2 separate regions of the Homo sapiens genome follow, and region 2 is linked to region 1. The links are chromatin loops, found by intact Hi-C in ENCODE. Cell type or tissue: heart right ventricle. All regions are shown on one strand. Links, peaks and the distances in the headings refer to the core of each region. The heading gives the core; the rest is flanking DNA. Region 1 overlaps RGMA (repulsive guidance molecule BMP co-receptor a). Region 2 overlaps LINC01580 (long intergenic non-protein coding RNA 1580).

Region 1 (7,078 bases), core at 980-5,979:
GGGACCACACTTGGAGAACCACTGTGCTGAAGTACAGGACCCACACATAGTGAACAGGAAGCCTGGTGACATGTCCGAAACATATGCCTGGATGGATTTCTCTTGGAACTCTTTTCGAAAAAGTCACAATGGCTTCAAAGTTTAAAAAGCCATCTATTAGCTGTGATTTGAGTAGGATGCCATTTGTGGAATGCTCTTTTAAGAGTCCTTTCTGGCCTCCCTTCCTAGGTAGACGTGGACACTGTCTGCCTGTGCTGTCCCCAAAGAATCATCTAAACAGACACCCTTCCAGACCGCTTGACAGTGCAGGGGCCCTTTCTCATCACCAGGCTGTGGTCTGCCTGAGGGGCTTGGTTAGAAGGCTCCAAAAGTTGTCACTGAGTCAGGAACCCAGTAGGTTGGCCATCCACATGGAGTAAGTAAATGCAAACACTCGAAACACACAAACGCTCTCAGTGTAGCTGAGGTGAAGGCATCTTTCTCCACATAACTATGTTCGATTTAATTTGCACTCCTATAGGCTTACTCCTGGCAGCCATTCAAGCTGACTAGCACAGAACAAACCGAGGCTTTCACGCAGTTGCTCGGCCAGTTTCCACCTGTCTTCAACGGGAGAGGCCAAGGCACACAGGGGCCCCCAGTGTGTCTGGGTGCCTTCCACTTGCTGGGGCTTTATTTCTCGATCTCCCGCCTTGCTCTCCATCAGACCTGCAAGTTTTCTAACTTCATTCCTAAGCGGCCCCTCTCCTGGTCAATGTGTCAAAGAATGGGACAGTCTCTCTCTGTTGTGGAAATTTCCCATTTCATCCCTTACTTAAGAAACTGTCTTTTGACCCACATTTCTAGAGCACACAAGTTTTGGAGCCCCCAGTATATTTAGTTTTGGGGTACTGGAAGCTCAGTTTTCAGTCAGGTGGGCAATTTTGACTAAACGCAGCTGTCAAGCCCTCAAATGAGAAGAAACATTAGCCAGCTGGCGTGACAGGAGAGCAGCTATCAGTTCCATCGGCCAGGTTTTAGTTACCGGCCTTGACGCCAAAAAGAAATGGGTTTCTTGGAAACAAAAGTGATGGAATTTGGGCTGTGACTTATATAACCTACCAGTGTTCCTCAGCCTATGGCGGGATGCTTTAAAATAAAAGTTTTTAGGATGGAGAAATAAATCGAGAAACAACAAAACCACCACCACTCAGGCCATGCAGCCTCCTACCTCTGGAAACTTCTGCCAGGCCTTCCTTTCCTCTCCAGCCCCAAAAGGTAACAAGTGCTGCAGCTTTAAGAGCGGGAAGGTGTTGTTTTAAGGGCCTCTAAGCCCCTCTTCTCAATTTCAGCTTTGAGCTGAGATCACATCCCCCACGGCAGCCAAGGGACAAAAGCCATTTATCAACCCATCTGATAAAACTTCCAATGGGCTTGATCTTTATCTAGACCAAACCAAGAACACAAATTGCAAACTCCTGCTTTTCCAAAACGTTGACTTCTTCTTAAATAGGGTGATTTTTATTTTAATTTTGAATTCTTGGGAGGAAACCAAATTGGGCTGTTCAACCAGACTCTTAAGTAGGTGGAGAAACTGCCTTTTAAATACACTGGGGGTGAGGAGAGGGCACCCTGCTGTTTGATCCCCTGCGGAGGTTTTGACATTCCAAGCTGAGTACTTTTTGGGGATACCAAGATCCCTCACCCGACATCTTGTCCTTGGCCAGGCCTCCCTATGGAACCTAGGTCTGGAGAGCAGGTTGCGGCTCTCTGCGACCCTTCTGGGGTGCGCAGTGGTTGAGTAAGCCGGACGCACAAGTCTGAGCTGGCGCTGGGGGCCAGGAGCAGGGCTGGGACTAGGGGGTAAACTGATCCCTCGCTCCCTACTGTTCACTGTCTGCGTGGTCCGCCCATTGGGAGCCCCAACTCACAGCCAGGCCGAGCCAGACCTGCCCAGTTTTGCCAGTTCCTTGAAACCCAGTTGGCGGAAGAGCAAATCAAAATAACCCAATCCGAGTCTAAACTCAAGTCCTTTCTTGCAAAGCTCAGTAGTGCGCGGGGGCTGCGGCTCTACGCCTGGCTGTGGTGCGAAACAAGATGAAATTTTTTCAAAAAGACACCTCTGAACCCCGCAAACACAATGGAAACGGCTGGGAGATCCCGCCTTGCGCCGGGGGGGCCATTTGGCCCGTGACATTGTGTTTATTTGTATTTTTAGCAAGAAAAAAAATGGGTATAAAGGGCTTAACTGGCGTTTTCTGGCTGTGAGCAGCATATGGCAAAAATGAAATAAAGTTTTATGAAACATCATAAAGAAAACAGGCCGGGGATTTAAGTTGCATGCCTCCCCCCTCCCCCCGAAAGGAAAAAAAGTAAAGAAACTGGAGCGTTTGGGAAGGAACAAATGCTTCTCTGTGGAGTTGGTCTCCCTTCCCCCAACAAAAACAAGAGGTCCGGGCTCGGAGGAATTTGAAAGCAGCGATCTGCCAAAAACATTGTGAAAAACTATGGGGGATTCATTGGAAACAGATGGGCTTTTTCAGCTTTAATTCTGAAATTCTCTCCTTTTCTGACACAATAAAAACAAACAGGGGGCGACGCAGAAAGTTATCAAACAGGAACACCAGCTCATTTGAGCCGAGTCCGTGGGTGTCCCCGCGTGGCCAAATGGGTGGAAACGAGACGAGGTCTCCGGGGAGGGGGCTGTCGGGAACTCGGCTGGGACCTCAGGGGCGACCCTGGCTCCACCCCTGGGCACCCGGCAGGTTTGCAAACTGCTGGGCGAGGAGCTGAAGAAAGTGTCCCCAGCACCGAGGGCGTGCCTCCCCTTCTCCCCCTCTTCCCGAGCCCCTAGGAGGCACGTTCCCAGCCACCCCCTTTCTCGGAAAAAGGGAAGGGAGTGAGGCACCCCGGCCCCTGCGCCCTCCCCACACGGCTCCATCTCACGGCAACTCGGGCAGGGTGCCCCTCTCCGGGTCCCCAAGGGCAGGCATCGCACCCACGACGGGGTGCGGGAGAAACAAAAGACCCGTGGAAATAGGAGGCGGGGTCCGGAGGAGGTCCGGAGAACTTGAGCCCGGACTCACTCGCGCACATCTGGCCCAGCATTGAGGGGCGGCCCAGGGACCCGGCCCCGCGCGCCCGGCCGGCAGTGCCTTACCTGCGGGGAAGCTGCAGAGAAGGAAGGCGAGGGTCGGCCAGAATCCCAGGGCTGAACGTCCTGCCCCTCTCCCCATACCCATCCATCCAGCTCGGCCTGTTACCACTAGCCTCTCCCTGGAAGAAGAGTTCAGAAAAAAAGAAGAAAATAAATCACGCTGCGAAGAAAGGGCAGCCTCGCTCCGCCGGCGGGAGCAGCGAGCCGGGAGGCTCCGTCCACCTCGGCCGCGGGCGCCCGGCGCGCTCCCCTTCCCGCGCCGCCCCCCGCGCGCCCCTCCCTCGCCATCCATCACTCGGTTCTCCGCCAATGTCGACGCGGCCCCGCGCCCCAGCCGCCTGCGCACCGCCCCCTCGCGCTCGGGTTTCAGCGAGGCCGGCGAGGTAGCCGGAGGCGGCCGGGCGGGGACCCAGGCTGCCCGGCCGCAGCGCTCGCCGTGAGGACCTCGGAAAACCACGGCCCTAGATCAGAGGGCGCGCCACGCTCCCCGACCCTCGCGCCATCTCCAGCCCGCGGCTGTCCTTGCAAACCAGGCCCAGCACCCTTGGGAGGCCGCAGGGCATGAGGCGGGGCAGGACGCCCCCTTAATCCCCTCCACGAATATCCAATCCAAGTAGAAAAACTGTCCTTGGAGGCAAATCCCAGCCCTACTTTCCAACCAGACTGCCGACCCCAAGCTTCCACCGACGCCCCCTGGCTCATCAGTCGCACTCAGACGCGACACCGGTGCAGGAGGCTGAAAAACCCACTTCCGAGTTGTCTAGGTCTGGGCAGGATGGCTCTCTGCATCTCAGCTACTAACGCACCTCGAGGTTCCCGCCCGTCGTGGCCCCAGGCCACCCATCCTGACTGGGTTTGGCCTGCCTCCAGCACCCCCTTCAAGCACCTCGCTGCTTCCTGAAGACTTGCCCCGGCTGCGCCCCCGTGCTGAGGGCCTGCGGGCCTAACCTTGCCACCTTGGCACAGCTGCCACTCCAGAGAGATGGCTATGCCGGTCCGCGTGGCGCGCAGGGCCGGATGGTTTGGCGCTCTCTGCGAGGCCCGCAAGGCTGCACTTGGGAGGGCTTCAGTATGGTGACCTTTCCTAACTCTGTCGCTTATTTTTCTGGGAAAGAAACATCTCCTTCCCAAGGTTCCCTGGGCCCTGCAGTTCTGCTGCCGTTGTGATATTTAAGGGACTGGTAACTTCCCCTGAGAGACATCTTTTGGATGAAACACAAATAGTCCTGAGCAAGTGTTCTTAGTCAAACCAACTCCTCCCGCCACCCTCCTCACCTCACTCCCAAGCCTGCCCATCTGGTTCTTTGGGGAAAAACACCTCTGGGTTTTTATCCAATTTGGAGGTTTCTCTTAAGCACTATCACAGTCCTTACCTGCTGCAAAGGCCACACAGGCTTGTGCAAGGCTGCAGGGCTGCAGCTGCATTTGGGGTTCCGGCTGCCAGGTCGGGAGTGTGGAGAGGAGCAAGTTTGAAGGGAGGGGAGAAGGCCCTATGGCTGTGAAGACACAACCCCAGCAGCAAGACTTATGAATCTGGCTTCCACAAAACAGGTACACAAGGGGACCATACCTCAGCCAGCTGTGCAACAGGGCAACACGAAGCTGCTCTTCCCTTAGGTGGAAATGCCAGACACAACTCTTCTTTACGAGGGGGTGTCACTGTGTTTCCCTGAAATATTGAGGTCTCAGATCGACAAGCTCTAAATATTTTTCCCCCAAACCAGGGTTCATTTCAGGACGGGTCTGCAAAATGCTACGGTTTTCCCAGTGAAAGCCCACCATCGAAAATGCTCTTCCTTTCAAGCTTGGCCAGTCCTGGGGCCCGACCCAACAATTTATTCTGCAGCATCACCGAACGGCAGCCCATTCCAGCGGCCACCGGGGCACGCTAAGCAGGCACTGTGCCAGGCTGCACAGAGGTGACCAAGTGGCCTTTCCACTAATTAACACCATTTGCTAGAGTCTGCCTTTCACGAGCTAGTTCTAGAGTCTCTCGCCAATGAGAAGGGATCACTGGCATTCCAAGTCACCTGGACAGTAATTAACCACCGTCACTGCTGCAGCATGTCCAGGTTGGAGACCAGGGCTCAGGATCCAGAGGAGGCCATGCAGCCCGCAGAAGCCCAGAAATCACGCCCTTCTGGGGCTGCCCTTGCCCAAGAATGGACTTTTCACAGCAGGACTTTTTTTTTTTTTTTCAATGAGAACAGAAAAAAGAAATCTTCAACTATGTTACAATTTAAAAGCAGGAAAAAAAAAAGGAGTTTCTCCCTCCCACGTCAGGAAATGTCATCCAATATTCTTAAAGAAAGGATAACTAAATAAAATACATGTGCAGCATATTCTGCAATTCCATTACATACAGTAGTTTTTTTTTCCAAAGCTATTTTAAGTATTGTTAATATAAAGCAGTTGCACAAAAAGCAAAGGTGCTTTGACAAACAGGTGTATGCACTGATTCCTTTTTAGGAACAGTATCTAAAAAGAACCCGTCGTCCACACTGCCCCAAAAAAGACAAAGATTCATACAGACACATTGGGATATATGTACAACATAATGAACCCCATCCTAAAGAAGCAACTGAGATAACCCCCAGAGAATACAGAATCAGAATTGTGAAAAATCATAGTGAAGTTTGCTTGCTGTAAAGCCTGAGAATTTTTTTTTTTTCAGTTGGTTCTTCTCGCAGCAGGACTTTTAACCTCTACATTTCAGTTTCTTCATCTGTAAGGATCGGGCTGATAATATTGTCACTCCAAGACTACAACTGAATAGAACTCGGAAGAGGCCCCAGGCCATGGGAGTTCCAGTGTCCCTGCCGGGAGACGGGTACTGGCTGCCTTTTTAGGAGGAGACCCCAGTCTTGCGACATGAGCAAATAATTTGGGAAAGGGGCACAAAAGGCTTTTTTTCCCCCCCTTTCTTGAGGAGAAATGTCTGAGGCTGAATTTGGACATCTTCAAAGTGGGGACTTGGCCATCACACAGTTTAGACTATCATGAGAAATCTAGCCCCAGCTAGAGCAGTATGGCGTTGTGTTGACCTTGAGGAATCTAGCTATACTGGCTAAACCAACCAACTTTTAAACAGCTCCCCAACTCTCTGCAGGAATAAAAAATTCCTAAAACGTTAGATTTGAGAACTCAGCACTCCGTTCGCCATAGAAACTCATTTAACTCAAAAGTGTAGTTGACTTCAAACAAACAGCCCCATAGAGTCTAACCAAGTATGTGGTGTCCCCTAGGCTACAGCTTAGACCTGGGGATAGAGACACTCTCATGCATGACTCTTGCCCCTTTTCTTCAGCACTGGCTGTGGAGGCCTCAATCCTGAGCATCCCCCTCCACCTTCTCTCCCTTTCCACTCTGGGGGTAGCTATTTGATGGGGGGAAAGGGGTCAAGGGGCTTCTGAAAGGAAGGGTTCTGCATACGGCTGAAGTCTTCTCAGGGGCAGTGATAGTCAGGGGTTCCAACTTTGCCTGCTTCTAGGTATGAACAGAGTGTTCTCAAATCTAGGGCCTGAGTCATCAGTCAACAAATATATATTCAGGACCTGCTGCAGGCTAGACCTTGGGGGATAAAGAAATAAGACAGTCCCTATTTCTGAATTGCTGGTAGAAACAGATAATAGAGAAAAATGAGTGCTAAAGGAGAGGTGAGGAGTGAATGACCTTTACCAAAAAAGGTGGTGTCTTTCAAAATAATGGCTAATATTTTGACGTATTTTTACATTGTGTCAGATGCCAGCTGAGTACTTTACATTTCTAGAAACTTTCAGCTAATGAAGATTCTATTACCATCCTCATTTTGCAGATGAAGAAACTGAGGCTGGGAACGCTTAAGTACGCACCCAATAAATGGCTAAAAAATGCCAAGCCAAGCTGGCCGAACCCCATGCTTGGCGTACTGTGTGTGCCATTCATTCCAATGGTGGTGAGCAA
Region 2 (7,078 bases), core at 621-5,620, 910 kb after region 1:
GTGTTACTTTATCACAAACTTAACAACACCTTCTCAAAACCTCTCTCTCTTCATCCCAAAACTAATTTACTTATCCTCTTCTCCTTAGGAAGTTACTGGTCATTTTGGTTAATTATAGAAAAACATACAGGGTCTTAACTTTGTTTAAAGTGGTCACAAGGCCAGATGTGGTGGCTTACGCCTGTAGTCGCAGCACTTTGGGAGGCTGAGGTGGGAGGATTGCTTGAGCCCAGTAGTTCAAGATCAGCCTGGGCGACATGGGGAGACTCTGTCTCCAAAAAAAAAAAAAAAAAAATTATAAAATTAAAAATAAAAAAAAGTGGTGGCTAGTACCAGCTTTCACTTCAGGGAGACTCACTGTGACTCCAACTCCATTTCTGGCCAGCTGTGTAATCTTGAACAAATTGTCTGTTCTGAGCCTTAATTTCCTAACATGTTCAAAAGAAAACCAATAGTCACTACTTGGTAGGACTGTTAGAAAGAATGAAAGGGAAAACACACAGCATGGATGGCACAGTATTTTATACATTGAAGGTCTTCAATAGCTAGTAGCCATCAGTGTTGCAATTCATTCTTCCAATTCTAAAAGCTCTCTTTTGGTTTTGGTTCTACAAAAGTCACTCCCTGTGCCCATTCACCAGCCCTAGGTACGTGGAGACCAACGACATTTTAGTTTTTGGCCAATTTCTTCTATTCAAACACTCTGATCAGAATTCAGTCATATTAGGGTTAAAGAAAAAAAAAAAACCCTTGATTATCCTCTGTTCTTGAAAGCACTATCACCCTTGTTGGCTTAAGGCCAACCTGATTTCTGTGCTGAAAGAGCTGCTTTTTGCTTGGAAAAGGCAATGGCTGCCAGCTGCTTCCTCAGATGCTGTCTTCACTGCAGATAGCAATAAACAGCTGCAAGGAATGTGTTAATTGGTCTTGATCAAGATGTCATCTTCTGCGTTATTATTGAGTCAATGCCAGGTAGACAATGCCAGCAAACAGACAACAGTGAAAGTTGTCCTGATGCAGGAAAGTTGTACTCATTGCAGCTAAAGTTGTCCTGATGTAAGCCTTAGCTTACAGCATTCCCACTCAATCTCATTGACAGATTAAAGATCTCCACACATGTTTCAACTGCTAGGTTAATACATGTATGGACATTACTTAACTGACTTTGTTTATCATCCATCTGCTTAAGAGATGGAAGATAATTTACTGCTTTGAAGAGGTTTATTTAAAAACCACTTCCCAGAGCTGGACAGAGCTGTTCTATGGTGCAACACCCTGGCCAGATCTCTAAACACTGGTCTGTATGGCCACTCCTCCTAGTTCACACATCTCCCCCTTGCTAAGCCCAGATGCTACAAGTGTGGTCCAAGAATCGATGCATGAGCACATTATCAAGTACTGAGGACCAGGAACATTGGTGATGGTGCCATGGGCACCCTCTCTACCACTAACTGGCTATGTGACCTGGAACAATTTACTTAACCTTTCTGGGCTTCAATGTCTCATCCCTAAAATGTGGAGATGGACATTAGTATTTGCTTTGCAGATTTGTGAGGATAAGGGTTATGCATAGCTATTGATAATGACAAATGCATAGTAAGTGCTGAAAGAACATATTTGTTGTGATGCTGATGACACTGATGGTGATGCAAGTGATGTCAAGGAGCTTGGAGTCCTGTTATACGTGGGCTTGGTGAGACATTTAAAGAACATCTGGCCCTTTTAGCTCAAGGATAGAAGTGACTATCTTTTGACTTCTTCTGCCTTCTCGCCCATGGCTGCACCAGTCTGTGCACCTGTATCTTTATTTACTGTCCTAACATGAGCCCTCCCGACTGAAGTTGCACTCATGACTTGAGTCCTATGCACAGATCTTGACACTTGAATCAGAGACTTCTTTTGTCCTGAATTTTCTTTTTCTTTTCTTTTCTTTTTTTTTTTTTGAGACAGAATTTTGCTCTTATTGCCCAGGCTGGAGTGCAATGGCATGATCTCGGCTCACTGCAACCTCCGCCTTCCGTTTTCAAGTTATTCTCCTGCCTTAGCCTCCTGAGTAGCTGGGATTACAGGTATGCACCACCACACCCGTCTAATTTTGTATTTTTAGTAGAGACGGGGTTTCTCCATGTTGATCAGGCTGGTCTCGAACTCCCGACCGCAGGTGATCTGCCCACCTTGGCCTCCCAAAGTGCTGGGATTACAGGCATGAGCCACCATGCCTGGCCATGTCCTGAATTTTCAAACATAGTTGGTTCTCAGATCCTGACCTAAAGCACCCTGCGTGACATCATGATCTTCCAAAACCACTCATACAGGCCCCTGTCAGAGCTGCAGAGAAAGAAGCTGGCTGAAAAAAGGCCATATAGAGATCCTGGTGGCTCCCTCAGGGAGCACTACAGCCCCTGCAGTCAGCACAGAGGGGCACCCTGATTAGGCTCTCCTATTAAAGCTGCCTCAGGACACTGGCTCACCTTGTGTGTTAGCTGGTGAAGAACTCAGGACCCTCAAAAGAGAATTCAGGCCAAAAGAGTGGTGTTGCCCCTTCTCTGGAAGCATTTGAATTACTACTATAAGGTAATAATCTTTGTGTTTTAGATTTTCAAATCTCAAACAATAAATATGTTGCTTTTAATTATTTTTGGAATACAGCCAACACAATATTTACCAAATCACTTTCAGAAGGCCAGTGAGGAAGCCCAAAACACAGCAGCTACACCCACTGATTTCTGTTTTTCTAAGTTGAAAACTGATCCGTCTCGATTGCAGATGATTATGAATAGTTTTGTACGTCCAGCAACATATTGCTAACCTCAGCCTTTCTTTCTTAAGCTCATTATTTGCTAATGATTTTCTTGGCCACAAAGCTCATAAAATTCCCTTGAGTTGCTTAAAAAAAAAAACCTCTTAGGACATTTGTTCCATTTGTTCAGCATCTGCGCCGGACAACATCTGGAGCCTGAGGAAATTCCACAGCTCAGGGTATGATGCGTAAATGAAATTACTTTTTCATGCACTTCAGAAGAGATTCAAGAGCATCTTTCTGACCAAACAAGCCCTTTTGTTCTCCTCCAGCAAGTGTTTCTCATTAAAAATGTCATCTCCCTAATAAATTGCCTTATTGCCCCTGCAGCTGGGCCTATTGTTTTCATGGTTTTGTGCTCACTCTGATTCTCACAGGAACAGAAAACCAGAGAAAAATGGGACTTTTCCCCCATTCTGTCTCCATGAAATGCCTTTATTTCACCCTTTGTGTTTGAGTGAGAACTTGTCTTTCATCGGAGCCCTTTATTCTCCCAATAATCACTGCTTTTGGCCCAATATTCACTGCTTTTGGCAAAATATCCTCAGACACATCCTGTCAGATATACTTTTCCTACCTAGATACTGGATGGTGGCAGCTTGCATCCAGGGATCCCAGCTCAGGCCAAAAAGTGGCATTTTGGGGATTATGTCCTAGTGGTTTATTCTTTGTAAGAAAATATCCAATGTGATCACATCTTTAGTCTCTGCCATAAGAACATATACAACAATTTTAGGGATGGCAAGGATAAAGAGATTAACTTGGGACAAGAATGGGGGTTAGGATGAGATGTGTGTGTCTGTGTGTGTGTGTGTGTGTGTGTGTGAGAGAGAGAGAGAGAGAGAGAGAGAGAGGGAGAGAGAAAGAGAGAGGGAGACCTGGGATTAGGGGTTCCTATAGAAGCCACAGAAAAGATTTAAAACAATCTTGGAAACATTTGATGCAAGCTATGTTCCTAGAGTTGAGGGGTGAAAAAATATCTTTTTTTTTTGGTATCTCTGGTCAGAATTAACCTTGAATGTGAAAAGTTCATCTTCTATCAATTTCTTTCCCCCATATCCCTTCAGCCTCTCCTTTTCACTGGCCTCTATTGCTAACATTTATTCACTAGGTCAGCAGGAATTTGTACAACCAAACTCATCTTCCCCAGTTATTTAGTCCACTTTCTATCTATGCACAATGTAAAATAATAATAACAATAATAAGGAGAAGAAGGGCCTAACTGGAAGAGAGAAAAGACATTTCTGGCATGCAAATTGCTTTGCACTGAAAATTCTTTTGGAATCTCCAGGCTTCCTTTGACTTTTTCGAAACCTTGAAAGGAAGGGTACAGGAGGCTAGTAGACAGAATTGGCTGGCTGCCATGAGCTCGGTGCTTGGGCTAATTTTGCATACAAGTTCCCTGAATTTTCTTCACTAAATGCAAACATAGGCCACCATTAACATCTGCTCTCTGTGATTCTTTTGCAGCAAAGCTGCAGATCCCTGAGGCCAAGGCTGATGAAAGATGTGGGTAGCCGATTCTGTCCTGTGACCTGGAGGCTCTGAATTTGTGATTGAAGAGATCCTGCACAGTCCTCTCCCCTGTCATATCAGGCATCTGCAAGGCATTCTAAGGACCTCTAGGAGCACACAGTTCAATCCAGCAACCTCTACTAAGGGTCACAAATGCCTATGTCCAAGTCTATGCTGGCCCTGTCAAAGTCCCGTCTCTGCTCTGCCCCCAGGGTCTTACGGGCTACAAATGGGACAACTTTTTAAATACTCACACATGTTGTGATCATTTGTAAGTCCAAGTCACAAAAACAGCAGAAGTAGAAAGTTTTACCTTAGAGTGAAAATCAAGGGTGGTGTTGCTACCAGATGGTGCCACTCAGTTGCAGGTTCTTGGTGTCCCGAACAAAGAGTTGGACAAGACACATACATAGCAAAGCAAAGCGATGAAAGTGTATGAAGCTCAGTATTACACTCTCGGAGCAGGAGAGCGAACTGACCTCTGTGAGATGAGATCACCATCAGTTTGGTGTAGTTTGGGTCTTTTTATGTGTTTTTTTTTCTTCTCTTCCCAAGGCTGCCTAATCTCTCGCCAGTGTCTACCCTTTAGATTGATAGGTGTGTTGCTTAGTTACTTTGGCCCCTGTGCGCTTGTGCATCATCTCTATCCCATAATTTTAAGTACATGCATGATATGCAGCCCGTAGGCATGAACCTTAAGTAGCTGATTATCATACAAGGTTATGTTAAGGATACTTTTTCTCTCTAATGTGCATGCCCATCTCTGAAGCGCTGCCTCTTACTGGTTTGGTCCCAGTCTTGCTGGTCATGGGGTCCTTGCTCACCTTTTTATCTCACTTTTTTTTGGCTGCTGAATATCTGCTTTTTATCTCCCTTCCTGTTCACCCATCCCTTCACCTTGCTTCTGTTCTCTGCTTTTACTTATTCTGTGCTGTATCCAACTTTTAATTCCCTTTGCTATTCTCCGGCCTCATTTTCTCTATTTTTCTCCTGCCTCAGTGTTACGGTGGAGTTGGTCATTGAGATAGATTTTGATGCATGAATCAGAGTTCTCAGGGAAGACAAGGTGGGAAAGGCTTTTGTTTCGGAGAGACTAGGCTATAGAAAAGCACAAAGGCACGAGATATCCCTTTATTTGTACCATCATTTGTCCTTTGTTCTTTTGTTCAACAATTTAGGACTTACTAGATTGGCTGGAGCTTGGTACACCCAAACTCAATTTTAGATGAACAGACACCCTTTTAGGGGCTAGTGATACAAGGATGAATATGACAAGGAGTCTGCCAAGTATTTTTTTTTTCCAGTAGGGGCTACAGACCCGTAATAAATATAAAAGTAAATGTATAACATACAAGCGCTGCAAAGAAAAATAAATCATAATAAGAGTGAGATTGAATATTAGGAAAAGAAGACCTGAATACAGTGATCTTTAATCTCTCTAAGGAAGAGACTCTTCTGAAGACGCATGAATTTGAACAGTCACAATGGTGCGTGTTCCAGGGATCTTAAGTACTTGGTACTTATTGAAGCATAAAGTGGCAGGAAGAGAATAAAGCATGATGTCCCTGGGGATGTGTAGAGCTGTATAATGAGGAATATCTGAGGTGCATACTAAGCAACATTAATGTAAATACGTAGGCAAGATCGGCACAGACATTAAGAAACTGTAGTTTGGTAGCAGAGTGGGCTGGAGAGGTGGCAAGTGTTTTAGAAATATGACTCAGGTACTAATGTGGACACTGCTTTAGCGTGAGGAGACTCTGGATCCACAGATATTGGGTTACAAGATGTTGTCAACCCAGTTATCAGTGTCAGCAGCAACAGCATTTATTGAGCTCCTCCTGTGTACAAGGAACTGTTCTGGGCACATCAGTAGTGTTAACTTTTTAAATTCCTCAATAGTACTGTGAGCCAGAAAGTTTAAGTAGCTTGCCCAGGGTGTTCTATCCACCCGGCAGAGCAGGAACACCACCCAAGCAGTCTGGTGAGGTCAGACACAGAGCCGTAACCACTGTGCTATACAGACTTCCAGCCATCATGAGAGACCATGGGTGCTGGACATGAGGGTAGTTTCTGGGGGGCCTGAAGGCAGGGAATGCTTTAAGGTGTAGTAGTTGGCAAGACTTCCTTAATTAATTGGGATGTGATCATGAAAGACAGGAAAGAGTAGAAAATGCTCCGAGGGGATGGATCTTGCTTGGAAAGCAATGTGTACTATGCTGCCACCGACGGAGATGTGCACTGGTTAGTGAGTTTCAGCCAGAGGACCCAGTGGGTTACGCAGGAAGCAGCTGGAACTTTCCCACAGATGGGTGATTTGATTAGTCACCAAACACAACCAACTGTTACTTGATTTGGGAGCAGATTTCTACATAATATGACAGAACAAACCATGTCTCTCTACTGCTGAGAAATTTTTGATAGCTCCTTAGCAAATTCCAAATTTAGTACAAGTTCCTTTATCTGGGATTACGGAAACAAACAAACAAAAAATCCTCTATAGTATAGTTCCAATAACCCTCTTCATCCTAATCTCTCTTTGTTTGCCTACTAAAAACCCAATCTCCAGTTAAATGGGCTGAGCACAGGGCTGGGTCCCTGATGAATGCTCTGTCATTTAAACCTTACATGGTCTATTGGAAATGGCATGGATTTAAATATCGGAAAGATTTGGGTTTGAATCTAGGCTGCTGTCCTTAGTGTACTTTGGTGAGTCATTTGATCTCTCTTGCTGTTTCTTGGCTAGCCTGGGATGATCTCTGA

The links. Hi-C counts contacts between places; a loop is a spot of excess contacts. Peaks named below come from ENCODE experiments on the same cell type or tissue, not always from the same donor. Only the 100,000 strongest peaks of a DNase experiment are listed, where the experiment ranks them.
Region 2: it touches region 1 in a loop (2.5-fold over the local background); 24 of 110 quality-filtered maps call a loop at or near these places.

The regions. Positions count from the first base shown.
Region 1 is chr15:93,069,777-93,076,854 of GRCh38, forward strand. It overlaps RGMA (repulsive guidance molecule BMP co-receptor a), which reads right to left. Exons shown (of 4, transcript NM_020211.3): 2 at 3,140-3,255. Among named protein-coding and RNA genes, the nearest start is that of RGMA, 16 kb to the right of the region's middle. RefSeq lists a silencer at 3,729-3,867 and an enhancer at 4,024-4,781. In heart right ventricle, for the core only: a CTCF peak has its summit at 3,493 (motif pointing left); a DNase peak (open chromatin) is centred at 3,475; H3K4me3 peaks cover 3,292 bases; H3K27ac peaks cover 3,773 bases; H3K27me3 peaks cover 2,453 bases.
Region 2 is chr15:93,979,516-93,986,593 of GRCh38, forward strand. It overlaps LINC01580 (long intergenic non-protein coding RNA 1580), which reads left to right. Exons shown (of 3, transcript NR_120323.1): 3 at 4,271-4,635. LINC01581 (long intergenic non-protein coding RNA 1581) reads right to left here. Exons shown (of 9, transcript NR_120320.1): 4 at 3,378-3,506. Among named protein-coding and RNA genes, the nearest start is that of LINC01580, 82 kb to the left of the region's middle. RefSeq lists an enhancer at 1,830-4,398. In heart right ventricle, for the core only: no CTCF peak of the experiment used is centred there; DNase peaks (open chromatin) are centred at 857 and 2,956; H3K27ac peaks cover 5,000 bases; H3K27me3 peaks cover 275 bases.